Regions from separate parts of the Homo sapiens genome. Here region 2 is linked to region 1. The links are chromatin contacts, found by Hi-C in ENCODE. All regions are on one chromosome and are shown on one strand. The core of a region is the stretch at or near the end of the contact, and the rest is flanking DNA. Distances in the headings are between cores, read along the strand shown.

The links. Hi-C counts contacts between places; a loop is a spot of excess contacts on that map. Pooled maps may share reads with other maps.
Region 2: a map with no recorded cell type shows a loop between it and region 1 (3-fold over the local background). The contact joins the promoter of GSX2 here to the enhancer-like site in region 1. A Hi-C loop is called at or near these places in 12 of 37 single-sample maps with no recorded cell type and 3 of 50 pooled maps.

What each region holds. Positions count from the first base shown.
Region 1 is chr4:53,700,591-53,704,145 of GRCh38, forward strand. The region is part of intron 1 of LOC100506444 (a long non-coding RNA gene); the gene reads left to right. Among named protein-coding and RNA genes, the nearest start is that of LNX1-AS2, 110 kb to the left of the region's middle. RefSeq lists an enhancer at 1,961-2,080. Within about 2 kb of position 1,926, at least 31 of the 41 ENCODE cell types and tissues checked have a DNase peak (open chromatin) inside an H3K27ac peak, as active enhancers do.
Region 2 is chr4:54,098,686-54,101,918 of GRCh38, forward strand. It overlaps GSX2 (GS homeobox 2), which reads left to right and starts at 1,478. Exons shown (of 2, transcript NM_133267.3): 1 at 1,478-2,233; 2 at 2,897-3,233. The coding sequence starts at 1,660. RefSeq lists enhancers at 1,322-2,112, 2,113-2,904, 2,905-3,233.

The DNA of each region.
Region 1 (3,555 bases), core at 676-3,175:
AGGCTGCACACAGCACAGGGACCCTGGGACTGGCCCATGAGACCACTTTTTCCTCCTGGGACTCCAGGCCTGCGATGAGAGGGGCTGCTGTGAAGGTCTCTGACTTGGCCTGGAGACATTTTCCCCACAGTCTTGGGGATTAATATTAGACTCCTTGCTACTTATGCAAATTTCTGCAGCTGGCTTGAATTTCTCCTCAAAAAATGGGTTTTTCTATTCTACTGCATCATCAGGCTGCAAACGTTCTGAACTTTTACGCTCTGTTTTCCTTTTAAAATGGAATGCTTTTAACAGCACCCAAGTCACCTCTTGAATGCTTTGCTGCTTAGAAGTTTCTTCTACCAGACACCCTAAATCATCTCTCCCAAGCTCAAAGTTCCACACATCTCTAGGGCAGGGGCAAAATGCCGCCAGTCTTTTTGCTAAAACATAGCAAAAGTCGCCTTTGCTCCAGTTCCCAACAAGTTCCCCATCTCCATCTGAGACCACCTCAGCCTGGACCTTATTGTTCATATCACTATTAGCATTTTTGTCAAAGCCATTCAACAGGTCTCTAGGAAGTTCCAAACTTTCCCACGTTTTCCTGTCTTCTTCTGAGGCCTCCAAACTGTTCCAAACTCTGCCTGTTACCCAGTTCCAAAGTCGCTTCCACATTTTCAGCTATCTTTTCAGCAACGCCCCACTGTACTGATACCAACTGACTGTATTAGTCTGTTTTCACGCTGCTGATAAAGACATACCTGACACTGGGAAGGAAAAGAGGTTTAATTGGACTTACAGTTCCACATGGCTGGGGAGGCCTCAGAAACATGGCGGGAGGCAAAAGGCACTTCTCACATGGCAGTGGCAAGAGAAAAATGAGGAAGAAGCAAAGGCGGAAACCCCTGAAAAACCCATCAGATCTCATGTGACTTACTCACTATTACGAGACTAGCATGGGAAAGACCAGCCCCCATGATTCAATTACCTCCCCCTGGGTCCCTCCCGTGACACATGGGAATTCTGGGAGATACAATTCAAGTTGAGATTTGGATGGGGACACAGCCAAACCATATCACTGGGGGAGGAAGGCACCGTGGTAGTGCTATGGACCGAATCATGTCCCCTCCATATTCGTATGCTGAGGCCTTGAGCCCCAATGTGAATATATTTGGAGATGAGTCCTTTCTGGAAGTAATTAAGGTTAAATGAGGTCATAAGGTTAGGGCCCTGATCTGATAGAATTTATGTCCTTTTAAGAATAGACACCAGAGCGCTTGCTCCAGGTGCACAAAGTAGTGGCCATGTGAGCATACACTGAGAAAGCAGCCATCTGCAAGCCAGGAAGAGGGCCCTTACCAGCCATTCTAGTCCCCTGATCTTGGACATCCAGCTTCCAAAACTGTGAGAAACCGATTTTTGTTATTGAAATCGCTTAGCCTTTGGTATTTTGTTCTGGCACCCTGGCAGACTAATATAAGTAGGGGTAAGCAGGTTATTAACCAGAAAGAGACACAAAGGAGCTTTTCACATAAGGGCGATGGATATATTCTGTATCTTGATCAGGGTAGTAGTTACGTGGGTGGATACATAGGTGAACAAGTTTATCAAACTGTCAGTTTCAGATTTCTACATTCTTGTGCATATAAATTTTCCTAAACTTGAAAAAGGCCGTCTTATCCCCATCTTTCCCAATGGAATCTGTGTTTCAAAAAGATAACAATATAGTGTTCATGCCTTCAAACAGGCCTGGTAGAAAGGAAATTAACATACATTATTTATCTCGTATATATGTATGTTTCTGCCTGTAATAAATAATGGGGATTGAGCACTTAGCACAAGAGTAAGCAACTGCCAAATGCAGCTCTGGGTTCAGACCTGTATGGGGCAGACCTGAGAGCCAGGCCCCTTTCCCTACCATACTGAAACTGACAGCAAAGCCGCTCAGCTAAGGGGATGTGCAGAAAGGACGCCCTGGGGTCTCCTGAGGCTGCAGGGCGGCCGGGGAGCCCTGGGGTCAGGAGGGCAACTTTCTGGGGCACAGTGCTCGAGTCACCTCTCCGAGGAACGGCTCTGCCTGCACTGCTTCTTGTACTTTGTTTACCCGCCCCTAGGAAAAGAGCTGTGAAGATGATCGTAGGGAGCAAGCAGTGAGGCGGCAAATGGCTCTGAGAGGAGCCACGCAGACAGCTGGGCAGCCGTGCCAAGAACAACAGGAAGCTCGCGGCCCCACCCCTGCTCGCTGCAGCCCTGGCCTGGAGACCCAGGGTTATTTGCTTTGAAGGGCCCTCTGCAGATGTTACATAAACAAAACCTCCATTGACTCCAGTTCTGAGCCTGGCCTAAAATAGCCCGCGGGCTTCCCCCTACCACTGTGCAGTTTCGCCGCCATCCCTTTTGGTCCCCTTGTGTGCTAGCTGCTTCCCTCCATTGACCACATGTGCAGACAACTCTCGCCAGTGTCCCTAAGAGGCCAGTTCCCTGGGGAACAAAAAGTGGGGCTCGTTTGCCTTCCCTGGCAGGTCAGACACAAAGCATCCCTGTAAGACCTTTGATGGCTACTGGCCAAGGGACACGTTTCCCCTCCCCAGGGAGGCAGGAAGCTGGGCTGAGGCACAGTGGGGTTTGGTCAGCAGCCAGCACAAGAGGGACTGTGCTTTCTCTCTGTGTCTGTGTCTCTTTCTGTGTGTGTCTGCGTCTCTCTCTCTCTCTGTCTCTTTCTCTCTCTTTCCTAAGGGCAAGCTCTCCAGGTAAGGGCACGAGTTCTTCGTCAGCGTCTCTATTTTCACTTGATGTAACGACTGAACACTCTACTCTTGACTCTTCCTCCAAGCTCCTATAAAATTCCCTGACCCCATTTGCACTTCAGCTCCTTCATTCTGCAGAAAACCATTCCTTCGTGAACATCTGGAGAATCACAGATCCGTGCCACAGCACGGGGTCACTCTGGGCCTTGCCACTCAACATGGGTCCCTGGAAGCTATTATCATCTTTTCCCTTTGACCTCCTGCACTTCTCCAGGATCTTAACTCATAAAATAAAACCAAAAACAACACCAGCAATAAAAACATATTTATGTCAAATACTTACTATGTGCCTGATACAAGGCTAAGCATTTTATGTGTTTTATTTTATTTCATATTGAACAGTCTTATGAGATTGGTACAATAATTATCTCCAGCTGACAGAAGGACAAACTGCAGTTTGGAAAAATTATAGAACTTGTACAAGATGTGACAGAGGTGGAACAGTCAGACTTGTATTCAGTGTCTCAACCACTGCATTGCATGTCCGGGGAAAAAGAGGGCAGGACTCACAACTCCTCCTTTCCATGGTCTTTCTTCTATTCAAAGGCCATGCTATTGTATCCATGGTCAATGTCATTAAACATATCACTGATCAATTAATTATCCAATCAGTATTTAAGGACTATGTTTTCTGGGCAAGTTGCTATTTGAGTCTATACCAGACCAAAAAAACAAAAACGTATGATGTATACTATGTGAATATCTAGCTCCTACTGTATCAACAGTTGTACTTCGGTTGTGAGAGGGCTTTGTGTTTCTCTGGGCTGAA
Region 2 (3,233 bases), core at 228-2,727, 400 kb after region 1:
GCATCCCTACAACCCAATTACACTTCTCTAGCAGGCAAGAGAGACTGTCACAGAGATGGAGAGGGGAAGACAGAGGATGGAAAGATAGAGCCGTGCCTCTAGCTAGTGCTCTCCTGGATTTGGGCACCTTGTTCTCTCAGGTGGAGGGAGTCCTGTCTCTAAGTTTCTTAGCACCATCATGAACTCAGGATTGAAGTTAGCTGCTCTGGAAAAAGGATCAGACTTCTAACTATTGCCCAACCACATGGCCCCAGCCCGCTTTTCTGCAGGGGGAAATGAAGAGAGAAAATGGCCACCTCTGCTGCCTTGCCTTCTCCGAAGATAAATAGTCCCAATAGTTTGGCAGCCACCCTCTCTCGGGCAGTAAGGGGTGTGCAAGACTTCCATGGACCAGAGAGAGTTCCCTTACAAAGCCACTTCTGCCAATCAGAGGCAAGATTCCCTGGATGGCTGAATCCTCTTCATCCTTTTTAGGTTCTTAAGATGCAGAGGAAAGAGTGCTTCCTGGTTAGCCTTGCTAAGCTGCCCATGATTGGTAAAAATGAGGGACAGGAAATCCTCAGACCCAGAGCGAAGGTCTATCTAATCCCTGCTGCGTCTTTAGGAGGGCTTGGTGTTTGAGGTCCTCCCTCCAAAATCTTCAGGATGGAGTTTGTAGGATTGCCCTGGAATGCCATGGTGTTACTACTTGGAGAAAGAAAAGGGTGACTCTTCAACATCTCTCTCTCTCTGCGGAAGTGGGAGGTGCCGATCAGAAAGGGAAACAAGGAAGGGTCGTTGGTCTGAGTGGCCCCAGGAGGGCCCCAAGTACAAAGACACTTCAGACCTTGTCGAACATCAGCATGAAAAGCTTGACGGTTTCTTAGCTGGGAGGCCTCACAGTTCTGCGCCGGACAGTCCTGAACTAACCACCTGAATGACCTCTGCCAAGTCCAAAAGCTGTGGACAGGGGTAGGTGTAACCGTGGCCAGAGCTGCGCTCAGGGACTGGACGACTGCCAGTCCGTCGCCCGCACAATCCTGCTCCAAACCGCAGGCCTCACACTTCACCGCGCCGCAGCCACCCCTACCACAGAGGAGCTGGAAACACTGAGCATTCCTATTAAATAAGCCTCCAAGTCCCCACCTGGTACGCTTTGCGGTGGGGCGTGGGGAAGAGTTGGGCTGCGGCCAGGGTAGCGAGAGGGGGTGGGATGGAGGATGCAGCGCTGTGATTTCTCAGTAAAGCGTGGAGAAAGAGGGGGAGGAGGCCGGCCTCCCCGGGAAATTAACAAAACCTACACTTTGCAAAGTCTCCCCCATCCCCCTCCCCCGAGTTCTTCCCCGCCGCGCGCCCGCCCCTCCTCGCGGCTTCTGTTGTGACTCGGGCAGCCTATCCCGAGGGTGCGGAGCTGCCGAGGAGCCTGAGCCGAGCGGTACTCCGCAGCATCACGTGCCAGGGTGGGGGGCTATAAAATACCCGAGCCGGGGCGCCGGGCGGGGGACGTGAGGACCAGCCCTCTCCGGGGACCCCTTTGTTCCCAGCCCAGACGCCAACACCTCTGCGTCCCCAAGGGCTTGACTGCCCGTGTCTGCGCGGCTCCCAGGGCAGAGCTTAGAACACTAGAGGAGAGGGGTCGCCGCGAACTGCCGGGGCTTCCAGCCACCCACCCCTCTCGACATGTCGCGCTCCTTCTATGTCGACTCGCTCATCATCAAGGACACCTCACGGCCTGCGCCCTCGCTGCCTGAACCGCACCCCGGGCCGGATTTCTTCATCCCGCTTGGCATGCCGCCCCCATTGGTGATGTCCGTGTCCGGCCCCGGCTGCCCGTCCCGCAAGAGCGGCGCGTTCTGCGTGTGCCCTCTCTGCGTCACTTCGCACCTGCACTCCTCTCGGGGGTCTGTGGGCGCCGGCAGCGGGGGCGCAGGGGCCGGGGTTACCGGGGCCGGAGGCAGTGGGGTGGCAGGGGCCGCAGGGGCACTGCCTCTGCTTAAGGGCCAGTTCTCTTCGGCTCCTGGGGACGCGCAGTTTTGCCCGCGGGTGAACCATGCGCATCATCACCACCACCCGCCGCAGCACCACCATCACCATCATCAGCCCCAGCAGCCTGGCTCGGCCGCGGCGGCGGCAGCAGCAGCAGCGGCGGCGGCGGCCGCGGCGGCCTTGGGGCACCCGCAGCACCACGCACCTGTCTGCACCGCCACCACCTACAACGTGGCGGACCCGCGGAGATTCCACTGCCTCACCATGGGTAGGGCGGGGTCTTGGGGCACCTGCGCTCCGCGCCTTTCGCGCTCCTGGAGCAAACTTTCCACCTCCAGTGGAGGAAGTGGGAGCCCGGGGACAGGGTGAAGAGAGAGGACGGGCTTTTAGTGTAACCGTAGAGTCAGCCACAGAAGTTCCACGAAAGTGGAAGTTAGTTTGCCAGCTTCTCCACTCAGCCTGGTGCGTTTTACTCCTAGTAGTAGGTGCTCGAGTATTGCCTTATTAATACTGGGGCCTTAGGGACCTCGAACGTCACGGCGGATAAACCAGAGGTTAACTGCTTGGGATTTGGGGTGGGTGTGTTTGAACCTGTGTGGCATCCCCGCGTCGGGGCGGCTAAAGCGTCTTGACGTTTTTGGCTAAGCCTGCGCGCTTCTCCGCTTGGCTCAAAGGGAGGCGATCAGATAGTGCAAGCCCCCATCCCTCTTTAATCCTGTGACTTCGCATCCTGCGCATCGAAGACCTTTATTTGCTTTGCACGTCTCTTTTCTTCCCCGCTAAGCAACCACGTGCCTTGAAATGGGAAAGGGATACAGATGTTCGGCTGGGCTTCCCCGGGTGGGTCCCTGAAATGCGTCCTGGTTAGCACATGGGGTGGGAGCACCTTGCCCGAGCCTTACCTCTCTACCCTCTCTTCGCCGGTCCGCAGGAGGCTCTGACGCCAGCCAGGTACCCAATGGCAAGAGGATGAGGACGGCGTTCACTAGCACGCAACTCCTGGAGCTGGAGAGAGAATTCTCTTCCAACATGTACCTGTCTCGACTCCGGAGGATTGAAATCGCCACTTACCTGAACCTGTCGGAGAAGCAGGTGAAAATCTGGTTTCAGAACCGCCGAGTGAAGCACAAGAAGGAGGGGAAGGGCACGCAGAGGAACAGTCACGCGGGCTGCAAGTGCGTCGGGAGCCAGGTGCACTACGCGCGCTCCGAGGATGAGGACTCCCTGTCGCCGGCCTCAGCCAACGATGACAAGGAGATTTCCCCCTT